Linked DNA regions of Homo sapiens: region 1 is linked to region 2. Evidence: read pairs that join two places in POLR2A ChIA-PET (ENCODE). Cell type or tissue: K562. All regions are shown on one strand. Each heading gives the region's core, and the rest is flanking DNA. Links, peaks and the distances in the headings are about the cores only.

The links. Peaks named below come from ENCODE experiments on the same cell type or tissue, not always from the same donor. Only the 100,000 strongest peaks of a DNase experiment are listed, where the experiment ranks them.
Region 1: POLR2A ChIA-PET joins it to region 2 with 5 read pairs; 1 of 35 experiments calls an interaction of 5 or more read pairs at or near these places.

What each region holds. Positions count from the first base shown.
Region 1 is chr1:224,105,460-224,108,267 of GRCh38, forward strand. The region is part of intron 2 of LOC105373056 (a long non-coding RNA gene); the gene reads right to left. It also overlaps the pseudogene RN7SKP49. Among named protein-coding and RNA genes, the nearest start is that of FBXO28, 7.2 kb to the right of the region's middle. RefSeq lists an enhancer at 1,307-1,376. In K562, for the core only: a CTCF peak has its summit at 1,473 (motif pointing left); a DNase peak (open chromatin) is centred at 1,432.
Region 2 is chr1:223,730,598-223,733,405 of GRCh38, forward strand. The region is part of intron 2 of CAPN2 (calpain 2); the gene reads left to right. Among named protein-coding and RNA genes, the nearest start is that of CAPN2, 19 kb to the left of the region's middle. RefSeq lists an enhancer at 932-1,527. In K562, for the core only: no CTCF peak of the experiment used is centred there; a DNase peak (open chromatin) is centred at 1,102.

The DNA.
Region 1 (2,808 bases), core at 90-2,589, 370 kb after region 2:
GGAGGCAGCAGCAAGAATGGCCAACTCTTTAAAGACGTTTGGCTGTGAAGAGAAGGAGAGAGATGGGGTAGTAGCTAGAAGAGTAGATGAAGCGAAGAGATGTTTTCCTAAGATGGGAGAACTAATGGCATGTGTATATGTGGAAGAGAAATAGAAGCAATCAGAAGAAACATCCACAGACTCTTACATTTACCCATCAGTCTGCACCTACCTGTGTGCTCTGCCTCCTCTTCTGTTACTTCAGATGAACTTTTTCAGTTCCCAGCTAACACCCGTGTTTCCACTTGCATAAAAGATCCTGTCCTCTCTCCTCTACTCAAGAAATCAGCAATTCCTTCTCTCCCACCAAAGTTTCCTTGTCTCCCACTAAAATTTCTCTCTTTACCTACTATTTTGACATTGAAATAAAAAGTCAGGTCAATAGTTGGATGGGGGATCGAAGGTTTGAGAAGAGAGGAGAAGATGTAAAATAATCATTTAGAAAAAGAGTAGAGGAAGTGAACTTGGAAAATATGCAGTGACTTCAGGGTAGCAGTAGAACCCACTGGAGGGTCACAATTACAAAGTTAAAGTGAAAACAGTCAGCAAGGTTGCATATATTTTGGTAGCCACTCTCAGCTCTCTAATGCAGGAAGGAGTAAGTAGAGAGTTGGATTTAACAATATTCTAACCTGGCCGGGCGCGATGGCTCACACCTGTAATCCCAGCACTTTGGGAGGCTGAGGCAGGCAGATCACCTGAGGTCAGGAGTTCAACATGGTGAAACCCCCTCTCCACTAAAAATACAAAAATTAGTCAGGCGTGGCGGTGGACGCCTGTAGTCCTAGCTACTCGGGAGGCTGAGGCAGGAGAATTGCTTGAACCCAGGAGGCAGAGGTTGAAGTAACTGAGATCGCCCCACTACACTCCAGCCTGGGCAACAGAGTGAGTGAGACTCTTTAAAAAAAAAAAAAAGACTTAATAACTGTAGCAGGGAATTGGAACAATGAGGGATTGGCTAGTAAGAAGTAAAGAAAACTCTAAAGAATAAAAGAATAACAAATAAAGTAGCAGCCATGTTCTTTGAGCTGGGATAGAGTATCCAGGGAAAAGGCTCCCCAGGCCCAGGACCCAGATCTTGGAGGGCACAGGTATGGCTCACTAGGCAGCAGAGAAATTCTTGTGATTCTGTGCTGGCAGAACTGGCTGGAAATCTGCCCTTTGGAATTTACCAGAAATCTGTCCTCTAGGATGTCAGGGAAAGCAGGTCATGGAGAGGTGTCGCACCAGACACTTTACTACAAAGCCATTCAAGGGAGAAGGTGATGCCAAGGGAAGCTGCTGGTCAATGGGTGCTACTGACTACCCTGCCAGGCAGGACATGGTGCTGGAGAATCTGCCCGTGTGCTGCAGGAGCTGCCAAGCAAGCACACCGTAACCAGGAAGCAAAACTCTTTGCTCTTGCAATGTCTGCCCAGAGCCCTCTACTGACATAGCTTCACACTGCGCCAGCTGATAAAGAAAAAAACATTTAATGGGCCCGTTAGTATTTTCACAAAGCAAGCAAAAAAGGGTGAATATAGAGCTCAGAGGCAATTAAATGATAATTGACACAAACATTTTTTAAATAATTAAAAGCAAAAACAATCACCACTGGTCTACAGAATTAAAGTCCAAAATCCTGTGCACACATGCACTTCTCTCATCTTTTGGATGTTTACCTAATTCATGCTATTTGCTTTTACTGTTACCTTTGTTTGAAATGTCCTCACACCCTTTTTCAACTTTTAATTAACAAAACCACTGCAAGTATCCCAACATCATCATCCTTCTAAGTCAAGCTGAAAAAGAACCTTCTCCATGAAACTTTCCCTGGTGTTCCCATAAGTTTTGTTTACACACCTTTCTAATGGCAGAACAGAGGCAGCTGAATCACATGTCCAGAATAGTCCAGGAAATTAAGCTTTTCTTCCTGAATATACAACTTTAGGAAAACTGCACATGAGAAAATAAGGAAACACCAGTCCAGTCTGCCAGGTCAATGGAATAAATTCAGGCCATCAATGTGGTGACTGGTACTGCAGCCAGATTCATATCATCCCCAGGGTGGGAAATATTGTTTATATCTTAGTATCTTCCTAGCATTACCCATGTAGCAATCAATAAACACTTGCTGAATTGAAAGTCTAGTGGACTACCTTTTTCTGGAGTCAAACTTTAAATTTTAAAAAATTTATCTAATCATAAAATTTCATATATTAGTCATGATAGAAAATGTCTTATCTAGTCAAAAGATGGATCTTTAGGCTGGGTGCAGTGGCTCACGCTTGTAATCCCAGCATTTTGGGAGGCCAAGGCAAGCAGATCACTTGAGGCCAGGAGTTCTAGACCAGCCTGGCCAACATGGTGAAACCCCGTCTCTACTAAAAATATAAAAACCAGCCGGGCATGGTGGCTTGTGCCTGTAGTCCCAGCTACTTGGGAGGCTGAGGCACAAGAATCTTTTGAATCTGAGAGGTGGACGTTCCAGTGAGCCAAGATCACACCACTGCACTCCAGCCTGGGTGACAGGGCAAGACTCTGTCTTAAATAAATAAATAAATATTTAAAAAGATGGATCTTTAAAAACACAGTTAATTGCAATCCATAGAAACTTCAAATCTCTTTTTAGTTAGGATATGAGCTCTTCCTTCATTCTTTCTAAATATATTACAAATCTGCTAGCAAATAGAAAAATAATATCTAGTTTTAGCTTCTTTTTTAATATATAAAGCCCATCTTCCTATGGAGGTACCATTGAATAGGCTAGATCACCCCTCACCATGTCCC
Region 2 (2,808 bases), core at 63-2,562:
GGAATTTGGTATCTTATTGCTAGGAAGAGTCTGTTTTGTGAGTCTTAAGATCTCTGTTTTCAGTTAAGGCTGGTCAGCTGTGCCTGAATTCCTAAAGGAGGAGGATAAAATGAGGCATGACGGACCTCCCTTCCCATCGTGGCCTGAACTTGTTTTTCAGGTTTACCTTGGAATCCCCTTGACTAAGGGGGCACCCATTCAGTTAGTTAAGGGGCTTAGACTTTGATTTTTAGTTTACAGTAGGCTGAGGTGTATTAAATGCATTTTCGACTTGCAATATTTTCAACTTCTGATGGATTTGTTCAGATGTAACCCCGTTGTAAGTTAAGGAGCATGTATACTTGTATCTAATCCACTTTGGGCATTGCTGCCAGAAAACCTGTCCTCAGGGAGCTATGGAAGTAGTGGAGGCAAATTATTAAATGGATGGATTAATTCCAAGTTCAGATCATGTTGGGAGTCAGCTGGGAGTCAGTGTGAGGATCTGGGAGGGGAACAGTAAGGGGTTAAGAGAGATACCCCAAAGGATGATTAAGGAGGGAGAGTTGGAAGGAAGGTTTCCCACAAAGAGGAAGCAGGGAGTGATTCATTCTGAAAAAGGCAAATATTTTATTATGCTTGGAGGGTCTGGTGCAGAAGGGGAAAGGAAGAGAAGGAAGTTTGGCTTAAATTCCCTTAGGAGCCAGTTCAGATTCCTAAGCTGGCCCGGACATCCAACCCAATCCGCCTAGCCCCAGCCCTCTCCAGTTCCCAATGCCCAGCCCCACAATGCCCGTCCTGCTGCCTGCCTGTTCTGGACTCTGCACTTGACCTTCCCTCTCCCTGAAAGTGCCCCTGCTCTTCCTCACCCAGCTCCCCGCTCTAAGCCTTCCTCGCCCACCCCAGCCCTCCTACAGTCCCAGTCTGCCCTGTTCAGACTCAAAGCCTCATGCTCACCACCATCATCCACAACCAGTTTCCACGTCTGTCTCCTGCCGGCTGTGAGCTCACTGCCTCAGAACCAGCGCCAGTCTCCTCTAGACTGAGTACAGGCCTGGCACGGAGCCAGGAATGCACCAACAAGGAGCCTGAGACTAGATTGGAGGGGAAAGAGACATGTCCTCCAGAGTTGACTTACGCGAGGACAGAGGTGTGCAGAGGCACGGCAAGCTGGGCCCCAGGCGAGAAGCATGGAGTGAGGGATGTGGAGGCAGCGGAAGGCATCTGGGAGTCTGGGCTGCCCCGTAGCAGCTCTGTGTTCTGCCTGCTCTTCCTCCAAGATGAGCTCCCTTGGCCAGTGTGTGAAACGTGTGTGTGAGTGTGTCACCGGTAAGCTGAGTTCTTTCCCTACTTGGTATCAGTTGCAAAGAAAGAACACTCAGTTGGAAAAAAAGGCAAGAGGGTTTTATTCCTGACCAGGAGAAAGAGAAGGAGGGGGCTCTTGCTCTAAAGACACCTTCACCCCGAGCCATGGAAACTGGGGAGTTGTAAGGAGATAGGTGTGGGGCAGGGAGGTGTGTAAGCAGGTGTGGGGTCACGGTGTGGGGGTGGAGACCTCTAGACGCTCAGGCCCAGGTCATAAACATGCCTCTCCATACAATGCAAGATGTGTTACCAGAAAGGGGTCCTGATCTAGAACTAAGAAAGGGTTCTTGGATCCCGCTCAAGAAAGAATTCAGGGTGAGTCCATACAGTAAAGTGAAAGCAAATTTATTATGAAAATAAAGGAATAAAAGAAAATCTACTTCATAGAGCAGCCCTGAGGGCTGATGATTGCCCATTTTTATGGTTATTTCTTGATTATATGCTAAACTTCTTGATTATATGCTAAACAAGGGGTGGATTATTCATGCCTCCTCTTTTTAGATCACGTAGGGTAACTTCCTGATGTTGCCATGGCATCTGTAAACTGTCATGGCTCTGGTGGGAGTGTAGCAGTGAGGACGAGCAGAGGTCACTCTTGTCACCATCTTGGTTTTGGTAGGTTTTGGCCGGCTTCTTTACTGCAACTGTTTTATCAGCAAGGTCTTTATGACCTGTATCTTGTGCCGACTTCCTATCTCATCCTGTGACTTAGAATGCCTTAACTGTCTGGGAATGCAGCCCAGTAGGTCTCAGCCTCATTTTACTCAGCTCTTATTCAAGATGGAGTTGCTCTAGTTCACACGCCTCTGACACATGTTCAGAAATAATGGTGATTTTCTTCTACAGGTGGGGACGTTAGCATTATAATGACATGGTAAAGTTCTGAAGGTAACAAGGGGTTGCCTGTTCCAGTTTCTGCCAGTTTTGGGGGTCTTATCTCCCTCTGGTATCTGGGCAGAGGTCAAGAAGCTCTGGCACCATCAGGGGCCAGCTTGTTTCTTTAAGCAGCTGTGCCTACAAATAAAGGGACTAAAGAAAACAATAAGAAAACCCAGTTATTTCCTGGGGGTTGCTCTGGTATCCAGCGTGTTTTACTTCACCAAGCGCAATTCTTCCCAGTGCAGGCACTGGGTGTAACTGTGACAGCCAGCACCAACCTGCCCACACACCTCCTGTCCTGCAGGACTGTCAGCAGCCTCTGCACTATAGTGTGACAGAGCCACAGGTAGCTCAGGTGTGCCTCAGCCCAGCCTCTCCTGCACTCCCCCTCCCCTGGCTCCCCAACTCTGCCTCACTTCTGTTTGTGAAGGAAAGACAGCAGTAGCGGAAGGGAAAGAAGGAGAAAATGCAGAGCAAATATTATGCTTTCCTCTTGGAAAACCTCCAGGAGCTGCAAATATTAGTAATCCAGCTGCATCCCACCCCCCAGGATGGGCTGGGCCTGTCACACAGCCAACCTTCAGG